2 separate regions of the Homo sapiens genome follow, and region 1 is linked to region 2. Evidence: chromatin contacts called from ENCODE Hi-C or POLR2A ChIA-PET data. All regions are on one chromosome and are shown on one strand. Each heading gives the region's core, a stretch centred on a gene start or an enhancer-like site at or near the end of the contact. The rest is flanking DNA. Distances are from core to core; before and after follow the strand shown. Region 1 holds the start of INTS11 (integrator complex subunit 11). Region 2 holds the start of TTLL10 (tubulin tyrosine ligase like 10).

Region 1 (6,248 bases), core at 980-3,479, 150 kb before region 2:
AGTAGGGCTGGGGGGCTGTGTCGCTGGGGTCAGCTTGCTCTGTGGCTCATTTTCTGTGTGTGGAGGGGAACAAAATAGCTGCGATCCCATTGCCGCTCACTGAACACTCATGCCCCTCATGGAGCTTCCTCCCAGGAGCTGCCTGGCTCTGCTCCCAGCCAAGCCGCAGGCTCTCAGGCACACCACCCTGACCCACCCTTCATCAGGATTGCGCATTCAGGGACCTTGGCACAGCCCCTCCTGTGGATCAGGCCACTGACTCCGTGTCAGTCCCTGACCCCGAGAGTGGCCCCCTCTGGCTTTATCAGACCACTAGGCCCCGCTGTCTGCAGCAGGTGTCTCTGCTGGTGCTTTCTTGTTTTTGTTTCTCTCTCTAGATGCTGTATCTGCTTTTACCAGCTGGAGAAATACTAAGCCCCTGCCGAGAGCCAAGCACCATCCTAGCCATCTATCTGGGTGCATGGGGAGTGCGAGCAGCCATCTGGGGTGGGGTCAGATGACAACAAAGACAGGAAGTTCTGAAGTCCTAGACAAGAAAACAGACACAGCAGAAAGCAGAGACAGGTGGGGCCGGGGGTGGGGGGATGCTGCCGGGCAGGCTGCCCCATCTTCCTCACTGCTACATCCCCAAAAGCAGAAAAGAGGCTGTAGGGCTGGCACTTGCTGGATGGATGGACACGTGTTTTCACTCCTGTTGCTGAAACTCCATGTCCCACACAGATGGGTTTTACCACTCAGAAGATTGCCACGAGGCTCTTGTACTAGCCCTAGGGAGCCTTCCACGAGTGGCCCAGGCCCTGCTTTGGATTCTGCTGGCATTCACATAGTCACTCCACAGATCCACAGACATCCAGGCACCCATGCTTTGTGTGAGTGTTGCCAAGCACCCTTGCCCTGTCTCCCCGGGTGCCCCACGGGCCCGCACCTGCTCTGGGGAACCTGAGAGTCAGCTGCATTCCACCTCGACCAGGAAGAGGGCCTGGGGGTTCCTAGGCCGGTTGGTGCTGGGAGCCCTGTCCTGGCCTCCCTGGCTGCAGGGACTCCATCGGTGGGGGAGGGGGAAGGGCACCCAGCCGTGGTGAGAGCTCCTGGCCAGGAGCAGGTGGGCAGGTTGCTCAGCACCCTAGGACTGGGCCCTTCATCACTAGGGATCATGGGCTGCAAGCCCTGCCCAGCCCGTGGCCCAGGCTGCTGGAGCACTGGTGCCTGCAGGGTGCTGAAGCCTGGCGTTGCAGGCCCCACAGGTTGGGTTGCATGCTTGGCACCAGGCGGAGGCCCCAGATGTGAGCTCACCGGGCTTCAGGTGTGGGGGATGGCTGCTCCTGGGCCTCAGAAAGATGCAGTCCCATAGACTTCCAGCACGCCCCTCCCCTCCTCGGGCCTTAATTTTGTCCACTGAGAAGATGGTCTCTGAGGCTCTGGGGTTTCCTTCTTGGTCACCAGATATTCTGCGGGCCTTGCCTTCCTGCCCAGATTCGAGCCAGTGGCAAACAGAAGCTGCCAGGAGCTTCTCAGAGCTGTGGCTGGTGGCTCGGTAACAACAGGAAGGGCAGTGGCTGTGCAGGAGGCAGGCAGCTTGCCAGCCCAGGAAGGTGACCCAGGACACCTCCAGGCCTTTCCCAGGGCAGCCCAACGGCCCAAGGTCAGGGCCGGGCGCGAGGGCGGCCTGAGCACAGAGCACGGGGGCTGACAGCAGGCTGGGGGGCCAGCAGGAGACGGGGCCCCACGGCGCCCCAGGCCTTGTGGGTGGGACCAGACCCTGTCGAGCGAGCGCTACGAGTCTCACCTGGGAAGGGGGCTTCAGATGGCACCGGACTGGATGGGCACCGGTTCGGGTCCCTGCTCCACCGAGAGGCCCAGGAAGGGGCGGAGGCCCGGGGTGGTGTTGGGGAGGGGCCGACCTGAGCCACGGCTCCGTCCTGCGCGGGAGCCGGGTCCTCGGCCGCCCGCCCGCTCCGGCCCTCTAGGACGACGTCCCCTCCCGCTCCCGGCCCCTCGGCGACTTCCGGACCGTGCGGGTTGGGTTGGGCAGGTGCGGCCGCCGAGTCCGAGCCGCTCACCTAGGCCGTAGCCGCCGTGCGGGCCCCGTCCCCGCCCACCGCCCCGCCCTCGCCCCGCCCTCGCCCGCCGCCCTGATTGGTTGGATGCTGCCCAATCAGGAGGCCCGGCGCCCCGACCCGCGTTTCCGGCTAGCGCACCGGAAGTTGCAGCGAGGTGGTTGCGCCTGCGCAGTGCATCACCGCAGGCGGGCCTCGCGGGTCCGGGAGCGCGGCGGAGACGATGCCTGAGATCAGAGTCACGCCCTTGGGTGAGTGGGAGCCGCCGGGAGGGCTGTGGGGTGGGCTCCGTATGCGGCTCCGGGCGGGCTGGGCGCCCCGCTCCCTCCCGTTTCTCGTGGAGCCAGGTGCGCGCCGCGGGCGTCCTCCGGTCTCCTCCCCGCGCGGGCCCTGGTGGGAGCCGAGAGGCGGCCTAGTCCCTGCACCCCGGGCCTCCGGCAGTGACGCGAGAACGCGAGCCCCGAGGTTCAGGCGGCCGTGAGGGGACGTCGCAGATGGGGCCGCGGGGCCTTCGCGCTCGCTGTGCGCTTTCGTCGGTGCCTTGACCTCCCCGTGCCGCGCGCTGCCGCCTCCAGCCCTACCAGCCCTTCAGTCCCTTAGCCCCTCAGCCCCGCAGACCCTCAGCCCCCCAGCTCCCCAGCCTCTCAGCCTCCCAGCCCCTCAGCCCCCCAGCCCCTCAGCCCCCCAGCCCCCCAGCCCCTCAGCCCCGCAGACCCTCAGCCCCCCAGCTCCCCAGCCTCTCAGCCTCCCAGCCCCTCAGCCCCTCAGTCCCTCAGCCCCCCAGCCCCCCAGCGCTCCAGTCCCCCAGACCCTCAGCCCAGCAGACCCTCAGTCCCCCAGCCCCTCAGTCCCCCAGCCCCTCAGCCCAGCAGACCCCCAGACCCTCAGCCCCCCAGCCCCTCAGCCCCCCAGTCCCCCAGCCCCCAAGCCCCTTAACCCCGCAAGCCCCTCAGCCCCCCAGCCCCGCTTCTGCCTCCTCACGTCTTGCTTTCTGTCCACCACTCTGTGTGCTCACGCCCGAGTTACAATCAACTCTCACTTTAGCTCTTGTTCTACCTGATTTCTGCAACACTGAAAAAAATAGCAAAAAACGCAAATATGTACTCCTAAAAGTCCTGACAGTCTGGGCACTGTGGCTCACGCCTGCAATCACAGCACTTTGGAAGGCAGAGGTGGGAGGATCGCTTGAGCCCAGGAGTTCAAGACCAACCTAGCCAACATGGCAAGACCCCATCACTCCAAAAAAAAAAAATGCTAAAATTGGCAGGGCGTGGTGGTGTGTGCCTGTGGTTCAAGCTACTTGGGAGGCTGAGTTGTGAGGATTGCTTGAGCCCAGGAGGTTGAGGCTGCAGTGAGCCATGATTGTGCCACTGCACTCCAGCCTGGGTGACAGCAAAACCATGTCTCAAAAGAAAGTCAAAGTCGTAACAGTATAGAACGATGTGAAGAAGGAAAAAATTAGTCAAAATCCAGGGTCTCAGAAACAGCTGGAGGGACATGGTGTTGGTGGCCAGTCATCCTGATGTCCTTAGCGTTTTCCACAGGTGCCTGCCCTGTGCTGTCCTGGAACCTGGTCCTTCCACCGGGCAGGGGGTCGAGGGCACCTTCCAGCACAGACACCAGGACGGGATTCCATGTCCTCCCCCATGGCGTGAGCGCTTCCTCGGAGGGTGCCCCCCGCCCCGGTGTGGACACTGTGCTGTGAACACCCCTGGCCTGTGCACACCCCATGGCATTTTGCAGCTGTTTGCATGGGCCCCACTGCCCTCCCCTGCTCTCTGGGTCCTCCGTGGGGTCCTCCCAGCCTGCCCCTTTCCCATTTGGCCTCTTGGCTGCCTGTTCTGCCCACTCTCTGGACATCTGATCTTTCTGATCTTTCATGTGGCTTCAATTACCCGCAATCTGTACCTGGGTATATTCTCAAGGTCACCTCAGCCAAGGTATCATCAAAGCCGAAGTCCTGTTTCACCGCTTCCCTGCACCAGGGACTGCCTCGGGCTCCGTGTCCGCGCTCACTGGACCACTGCTGTGTCCTTGGGGTCACTCCCACGCCTTGGCCTGTGTGTGGCTACCCCCCCCGCCGCCGGTCCCCCTACCCACCCTGCCCATCCCTCCCCACCGCCGGTCCCCCCACCCACCCTGCCCGTCCCTCCCCCTGCTGGTCCCTTCCCTCCCCCCTGCCTGTCCCTCCCTGCTGCCTGTCCTCCCTCCGCCCGCCCCGCTTCTTCTCCTCCCCTGGACCATCCCTTCCCCACCCCGTCCCTCCCCCTCCCCCACCCTACCCCTCCCCTCCCCTGCTCAAAAGTTGGCTTCTCGGAGCAGTCTCCTGTCATGGTTCTGGAAGTTTTGAGGCTTCCTCATTCTCTCACCTTGCTCTTTTCTGTCATAGTAACCTTCGTCTGGCGTGCTTTGGGTGTCTTGTTTGTCTGCCGTCTGTCTCCTTGCTGACAGGGATATCTCCTCCTGTCTTCTGAGCCCTGTCCCCTCGTGTATCTCCAGGCTCTATTCCCGCACCTTTCCACTTTCCTTCCTGGGATCACTGTGGGTCCTGTCGGGAGGCGGGACTGCCAGTACTTCAGGACTGGGCTTTGGAATTCAGAAAACCAGCCCGGGCCCCATGCCTCGGGGCCGTGTGCCACAAGTGCCTCTGTGGCCTTAGGTCCCTGGGCATGAAGAGGGGCGGCCCTCCCTTCCCACAGGTGCCAGAGGGCCTCTGTGAGCCTGGCGTGGCTTGGGGTAGGAGATGCAGAGGGAGGAGACAGCTGAGACCCTGCTCTCAGAGAGCTCACACCCAGCGGGGGCAGGAACAGGCCTGGAAGAGAACCTGAGATCCCCTCTCTGTGGCAGGCAGCCCCTCGGCTGTGGCCCCGTCATCCTGATGTGTGGTGCTGGCTTTGGACACTTCGAGTGGCTGGCAGGGGGAGGTGGGTGGGATTCAAGGGGAAAACTGTTCACTGCCATCAGACTCCTGCCCAGGCACAGTCTGTGCAGGGGCCGTGACCCTTTCCTCTCGGGCCCCCAGGCCACATGAGGGGGCTGAGTGTGCCTTGGCTGGCCAAGGCCTCTGGCTGGAGCAGCTGGGCAGGGCTGCTTGGCTGTCAGGAGTGTGGGAGGGCTGCAGATGAGGGTCTGTGTTGGGGGCTGCATGGTGTGCAGTGGTGTGAGGCTCGTGTTGCCACGCTGGCCACTGCTGGACCACTGGCACCGTGTTCGCTATGGCATGGCTGAGGCTGTGTGGCGCCCCTCCACAGCCGCACCACCAGAGAACACCCAGTGCCAGCACTTAGTCACTTACTGCCTTGCCTGCCTGGGGAAAGATCCTGGAGAAGGTGGCCTCATTGGTTTGCAGCTCTGCTGGGGGTCCAGCCACAGCCCAGGAGTGACTCTGACCGAGGTGTTGGCCCCACAGACCAGCCGTTGTCTCTGTTGGAGGCTGAGGGCCACAGCACAGTGCCCACTACTTAGCCAGCAGGCCGTGGCCACCTTAAGAGGCCAGGGGAAGCTGGCGGGGGAGGGCGTGTGGGCTGCCAGCCTCCACCCTGGACATGATGGTGTGGGGCATGGTCCCCTGTGTCCCCCTTCCTGTGAGTAGGGGTGGCCCTGCTTCTTGGCCCATGTGTCTGTCCACACAGCAGACTTGGTCCGGTTTCCTCAGTGCACTGGGGTCCTGCAGAGCTTGGGGAGGCAGCACAGGGGGCGGGGGGCGCAGCAGTGACTCATCTGCCCTCCCTCGAGTAGGGGCCGGCCAGGACGTGGGCCGAAGCTGCATCCTGGTCTCCATTGCGGGCAAGAATGTCATGCTGGACTGTGGAATGCACATGGGCTTCAATGACGACGTGAGTCCCTTGGGCAGGAGGCCCAGAGGCTGGGAGAGCCGGCCATCCACAGCTGGACCCTGGGCCTCAGAGCCGGGACAGTGGGGTGGTGGGCAGCAGTGGTTGTGCTTGGATGGCTGCACCCTGTGGGGAGCAGGGATGGGTGGGCCTGGCCGAGGTGAGCCCCTGCATGGTGGGGTCCCCCTGTGCTGGCGCTGAGCCCCAGCCCCGGGGTCCTGTAGGCTGGACTCCGTGAGACCCTGGGCTCAGCTTCCAGCTCACATCTGTCAGTGAGGTTGGGGGTAACCTCGGCCCCTCCGGATGCTGTGAGCAGCCAGGGGTCCTGGTGCCACCTGCGGGATGGGAGTGCCCAGCC
Region 2 (6,076 bases), core at 3,154-5,653:
CGGCTTAGGTGAGGGCTTTCAAGGGTTTGAAGGAACTCGCCCAGGAGACAGGGGAGCACACGGCAGTGTTGGGCAGAGGCTGTGGGGGCTCTGAGGCTGGAGAAGGCTGGGGTAGGCCTGAGGCTCCAGGCTGGGCACAGAGCTCGGCACCAATCTCACCCGCAGGAAGCCTTTGTGTCTGCCCCTCCCTGCCCCGCCTGAGTGACAGGAGGGAAGGAGACAACGAGGAAGCCCACGGGCAGGGGAAGGTGGGGAAACTGAGGCAGCCGTCTGCACGATGACCCAGTCGGGTGGGGCCACTGGGACCCGTCCTCAGGGAGGAGCGGAACACAGGCTGGGCCCCCCACCTGTGTCTGGGAGAGCCTCACGCCCTCTTCCTAGGGTGGGCTGGGCAAGAATGGAAGAAGTCAGGAGCCCTGAGACCCCTCCCCACCCAGAACAGGAGGACTTTTGGAAGAGGCTGGACCCTGCGCAGGCACGGAGCAGGTGTGTGCGTGCAAGACTCTGCATTAAATGGGAGACCTCAGCTCCTTCTCATGGGCCCTCAGCACCCAGGATTCCTGCTGGGGAAGGGGATCCTCTAAAGTACTGACTCTCAGCCAAAGGGGCTGCCCAGGCCCAACAGGCATCATCAGAGGGACTCCCAAGTGTGAAGAAGAGTGACACAAGGACAGCCGGGCGCGGAGGCTCACGCCTGTAATCCCAGCACTGTGGGAGGCTGAGGCGGGCAGATCATGAGGTCAGGAGATTGAGACCATCCTGGCTAATATGATGAAACCTTGTCTCTACTAAAAATGCAAAAAATTAGCCGGGCATGGTGTTGGGCGCCTGTAGTCCCAGCTCCTTGAGGGGCTGAGGCAGGAGAATAGCTTGAACCTGGGAGGTGGAGCTTGCAGTGAGCTGAGATCGTGCCACTGCACTCCAGCCTGGGCGACAGAGCGAGACTCCGTCTCAAAAAAAAAAAGAATGACACACAGACACATTTACACACACACACGCACAGACACACAGCTACACACAGACACACACAGACATGTCGACACTTGCACAGATGCACAGACACACCTACACACACAGACACATGGATGCACAGACACACCTACAGACATGCACACACACACCTATAAACATGCACAGACACACCTACAGACACCTACACACAGACACGTCTACACACACACGTACACACAGACACACACACAGACACCCACACACACACACAGACACCCACACACACAGACGCTGACACACACAGACACGCAGACATGTAGACACACAGACACACAGACGCACACAGAGGAAGAGAAAAGGGGAGAAACAGGGAAACAAACCAGCCTGGAAAAGGCTGGGGTGATGGAGACAGGACCCCTCAGAGAGCCGCGTGCTTTTAAAGCAAAGGCACAGAGAATACAAAAGAGCCGGTGGGAATTAAAAATGCAACACCGGGGTTGGGATTTAAGTCAAGGAAACTGCCCAGAAGGGAACCCTGGGGATGGGACTGTGGGTGTAAATCCGAGGTGCCGCACAGCAGGGTCACCGTGGAGCCCCAGGCGAGAGGGGAGGCCCGGGGAGATACAGGCACAGAGCCGGAGGAAGGAGGTGTGGTCCTGGCCAGCCCTGGGTGCCCACCGAGGCCACTAGCAGCCCTCCAGCCTTCCTGGGGACACACAGGGCTGGAACCGGCCCAGGAGGCTCCCAGCCGGGAATTCCAGGAATTCCATACCTGGCCTACCAGGTGTGGAGGTGGGAAAAGGTGTGGAGGTGGGAAAAGGTGAGGAGACATCCGTCCCTCCGGGAAGCCTGGAAGACTCTCACAGGAGTGAGCTGTCAGGGAAAAGATGCAGCAGCTGTGAGCTTGCAGCTGACCTGATGACTGTGTGCCCCAGCCTCTCCAGCTGTACAGCGTCAGCCTCTCTCCAGCTGCACAGCGTCAGCCTCTCTCCACCTGCACAGTGTCAGCCTCTCTCCACCTGCACAGCGGCTGGGAGCAGCAGCCTCTCCACCTGCACAGCGTCAGCCTCTCTCCACCTGCACAGCGTCAGCCTCTCTCCACCTGCACAGCGGCTGGGAGCAGCAGCCTCTCCACCGGCACAGCGGCAGCCTCTCTCCACCTGCACAGCGTCAGCCTCTCTCCACCTGCACAGCGTCAGCCTCTCTCCACCTGCACAGCGGCTGGGAGCAGCAGTCTCTCCACCTGCACAGCGGCAGCCTCTCTCCACCTGCACAGCGTCAGCCTCTCCACCTGCACAGCGTCAGCCTCTCTCCACCTGCACAGTGGCTGGGAGCAGCAGCCTCTCCACCTGCACAGCGTCAGCCTCTTTCCACCTGCACAGCGTCAGCCTCTCTCCACCTGCACAGCGGCTGGGAGCAGCAGCCTCTCCACCGGCACAGCGGCAGCCTCTCTCCACCTGCACGGCAGCAGCCTCTCCACCGGCACAGCGGCAGCCTCTCTCCACCTGCACGGTGGCAGCCTCTCTCCACCTGCACAGCGGCTGGGAGCAGCAGCCTCTCCACCTGCACAACAGCAGCCTCTCTCCACCTGCACAGCAGCTGGGAGCAGCAGCCTCGCAGGGTTGCTGCAAAGATGGAGTTTCCACATGTAATGTCAGGACAGCACCCGCCACACACTGCGCAGTCTGCAGGGCTGTGGTGATGGTGACTGTGGGGGTGACGGGAGGCAGAGAGCTCAGGGACAGCTCAGGATAGGCGGGAACACAAGCACATGTGAAAAGCAAGGCGATCGCCAACTCTGAGGAAAACAAATGGGCACCACCCGGGGAGGCCGGGCAGCTCTGCCCCAAACATCATTCGTGCCGGGATGATATGGACAGGGCAGCGTGTGGAAGACAAGCCCCTTTCACCGTCCACGGGGAATTTCTGCACTGGAAGCTCCAGAAGCAGCAGCATCAGGTGCTTTTTGGAAACAGGCAGTTAGAAAGCGGAAGCACAGCACCCACCCCCCCACCCAGGAAACTGCCTCCGTCTCTTCTGCTGCAGAAGAAGCAGCAGCTGGAAGAGGCAGCCAGGTGCTGATTTCATCGTAAGCCTGAGGCCTCCTTTGGGCTTTTCTAACTTTATGTCCTTATGATGTTCACAAATAACTAAATAAGTTGTGAGCTGTTATTTCTTGTCATTGAAATTAAAGGTGTTTTTTTTTTTAATTTTTTTAGACGAAGTCTCACTCTGTCGCCCAGGCTGGAGTGCAATGGCGCAATCGCGGCTCACTGTAACCTCCGCCTCCCAGGTTCAAACAATTCTCCCGCCTCAGCCTCCTGAGTAGCTGGGATTACAGGCGCCTGCTGCCATGCCCGGCTAATTTTTGTATTTTTAGTAGAGACAGGGTTTCTCCATGTTGACCAGGCTGGTCTCAAACTCCTGACCTCGTGATCCGCCCACCTCGGCCTCCCAAAGTGCTGGGATTACAGGCGTGAGCCACCGCCCCGGACTGAAATCAAAGGTTTCTTAAGCAGCTGCCCGCTGTGTGTGTGGTGAACCCGGGGCCTGAATGCAGGTGGGACGCAGCCTCCCAAGCGCCGGGAGCCGCTGGCTCCTCACGCCTGTCGATCTAGCAAATGTGCTTTGGAGTCTCTGACGGACGCGATTCTGAATCCAGAAGGAAAGCGTCTCACTCCGAGATGCTGACTGACGTGTCCTTTATAGCGGTGGGACTTGGGAAGCCGGTGACGCCCGGTGTGGAGGACGGTTGTGACGCCCCTCGGTGGGGACACGGTGTAAAGGCGGCGTGGAAACTTGGTGCACGACCTTACAATAAATTGTAAAATAAGCGTTTTACCTGGTGAGATGAAAAGACCGGCAGGAGACGGCACCCCGGTAGGATGAACAGAAGAGACTTTTAAACCTGAAGAAATCATCCAAAAAGCGACCACATGTTAGTGTCCTGCTGCGAGTTCTCCCCCCAGAATCCAAGCTTGGCCACGTGGGGCCCTAGGAAGGTACTGACATTGTTCGAAGAGCTGGTGCCTCCCGGCCGGAGGCCGCTGTCAAAGGACGCACGACCTGTGGGCTCAAGCAGCCGTCCGTCCAGGACTTGCTCTGCGGAGGCAGACCTGGTCCCAGGCCACGGAGCTCGTCCCAGGGCTGCCCAGCCCTCCCACCCCACCGGGTACACACACCGTTCCCCGGCCTGGCCTGGACCCGAGCCTCTCGCACGGTGGCGCTGGGGTCCGGGACCCGCAGAGCAGGCTCAGCCTGGCCCCACCCTACCCGATCCCTGTCCAGTCCCCTCCCCAGCCTCCTCCTCTCCTGAGCAGCCTCCCGAGGGGACCCGCAGGCAGGGCGTAGGAGGGCGGGGCCGAGCCCACTGGACCCCAGCTGGTGGCCGCCGGCGCTTCTTACCTGCCCAGCCCACAAGGTCCTGGGAGCCTGGGCCAGGAAACAACAGTGGTGACCTGGCAACCGTCTCCTGGCAACCCCCACCCAGCCGGAACCCAGAGGTGAGCTTGGGTTTTCGGAGGATGGGGAGGGGCTGCTGAGTGGCGGGGCCAGCCCGGGAAGCCGGGCTGAGGGCTGAGGCTGGAGAAGGGCACAGCTTCATGGGCACAGCTGCCTCCCAGTCACTGCTGGGACTGCCTGAGCCTGAGCCCCAGTTGCTGCCCCTCCGCCCGGCCCTCCCAGGATGGTCCCTGAGCCGTCTCTCAGGCCCCACCCATGCTCAGCACCCCAGGACCTGGCCCGGGCCAGGCTCTGCGTGCACCCTGGTGATGTTGGCTGGATACACGGCTGCCGATCCCTGAGCATTCTCTGTGCTTCACGTGGTCGGGTCCCTGTTCTCACTCCACAGCGGACGAGGTGCCACTGTGCCCCCCTCTGCAAACAGGAACCGGGGGCTCCACAAAGTGAGTGCCCCCCAGAGGGGGACTCACATCTATCGGTCCAAACTGCACCTTTCTGTAAGCCCCTCGCTGTGTCACAGACCTCGGCCAAAGTGAAGCATTCCGCAGGGGTTTGGGCCGTGAGGAACAGCCTGCCCGACACCTGACTTGAACACTCTGCGGGGAAAAACACCGAGGAACATCACGATTACCTTCTGCGGGAACAAGGGCCAAACAAACGGCCTCATCCTGAAGCCGTGTGGCCCGGGCCGCTCCCACCCATACCTATAGGCACCCCAGCCCGTAGGCGGCAGTGGGCTCTGGCATCCAGCTGGTCCCCCACCTCTGCAGGTGTTTGCAATGTACCCGTGTTGATGTAAGGCTGCCCTTTCTCCATCTCTGTGTGTCTTTGTTTAACCCTCACATTCTCTCTTTTTTTTTTTTCAAAATACGGAGTCTCACTCTTTTGCCCAGGCTGGAGTGCAATGGTACGGTCTCGGCTCACTGCAACCTCCGCCTCCCAGGATCAAGCAATTCTCCTGCCTCAGCCTCCCGAGTAGCTGGGATTACAGGTGCCCACCACAGTGCCCAGCTAATTTTTGTATTTTTAATATTAATTTTATTTTTTATTTTTATTTTGTTTTATATTTTATATATTTATTATTTTATATATTATTTTCTATATTATTATAATTATTTTATTATTAATTTATTATTAATTTTAGAGGGTTTCATCATGTTGGCCAGGCTGCTCTTGAACTCCTGACCTCAGGTGATCCGCCCGCCTCGGCCTCCCAAAGTGCTGGGATTACAGGCGTGAGTCACTGCGCCTGGCCTGCCCTCGCCTTCTCTTTAAAACACCTAATGATACGAGGTCTGGGAGTCCTGGGCTCCTGGCATGACCCATGGCACGGTCTGATCCCCTCTGCCTCAAACTCTGAGCCTCCAGCCACGTGTCCCCTACCCATCCGTGTCCTTCAGAGCTTTGCGTGGGTCACGAGGGCCTCTGTGCTTAGGGTCCCCTTGCAGGGGGCTGGTGGTGCCCCCAAAAGACAACCACATCATAGCCCTGAAACCTCGAATGTGACCTTATTTAGAAGAAGGGGCTTTGCAGGTGGGGTTACGTCAGGATCTCTAGTGACATCACCCAGGGCAGGCCCTGAATCAATGGCCTCTGCCCCCCTGAGAGGGAGGTGGAGAGAGGAGACGCAGACGTGGGGGAGACGCCGTGGGACTGGGGGGCA

What was found. Hi-C counts contacts between places; a loop is a spot of excess contacts on that map. ChIA-PET counts read pairs that join two places held with the same protein, here RNA polymerase II (POLR2A). Pooled maps may share reads with other maps.
Region 1: a pooled map shows a loop between it and region 2 (4-fold over the local background). The contact joins the promoter of INTS11 here to the promoter of TTLL10 in region 2. A Hi-C loop is called at or near these places in 1 of 50 pooled maps. POLR2A ChIA-PET finds 5 or more read pairs at or near these places in 2 of 52 experiments (H1 and WTC11).

What each region holds. Positions count from the first base shown.
Region 1 is chr1:1,320,641-1,326,888 of GRCh38, reverse strand. It overlaps INTS11 (integrator complex subunit 11), which reads left to right and starts at 2,229. Exons shown (of 17, transcript NM_017871.6): 1 at 2,229-2,308; 2 at 5,796-5,893. The coding sequence starts at 2,281. It overlaps CPTP (ceramide-1-phosphate transfer protein), which reads right to left and starts at 2,087. Exons shown (of 3, transcript NM_001029885.2): 1 at 1,787-2,087; 2 at 1-53. RefSeq lists silencers at 1,631-2,130, 2,311-2,440 and enhancers at 3,259-3,768, 4,532-5,040.
Region 2 is chr1:1,172,207-1,178,282 of GRCh38, reverse strand. It overlaps TTLL10 (tubulin tyrosine ligase like 10), which reads right to left and starts at 4,403. Exons shown (of 16, transcript NM_001130045.2): 1 at 4,357-4,403; 2 at 3,962-3,998; 3 at 3,794-3,859. It overlaps TTLL10-AS1 (TTLL10 antisense RNA 1), which reads left to right. Exons shown (of 2, transcript NR_173246.1): 2 at 1,887-5,227. RefSeq lists an enhancer at 2,168-2,686 and a silencer at 4,164-4,253.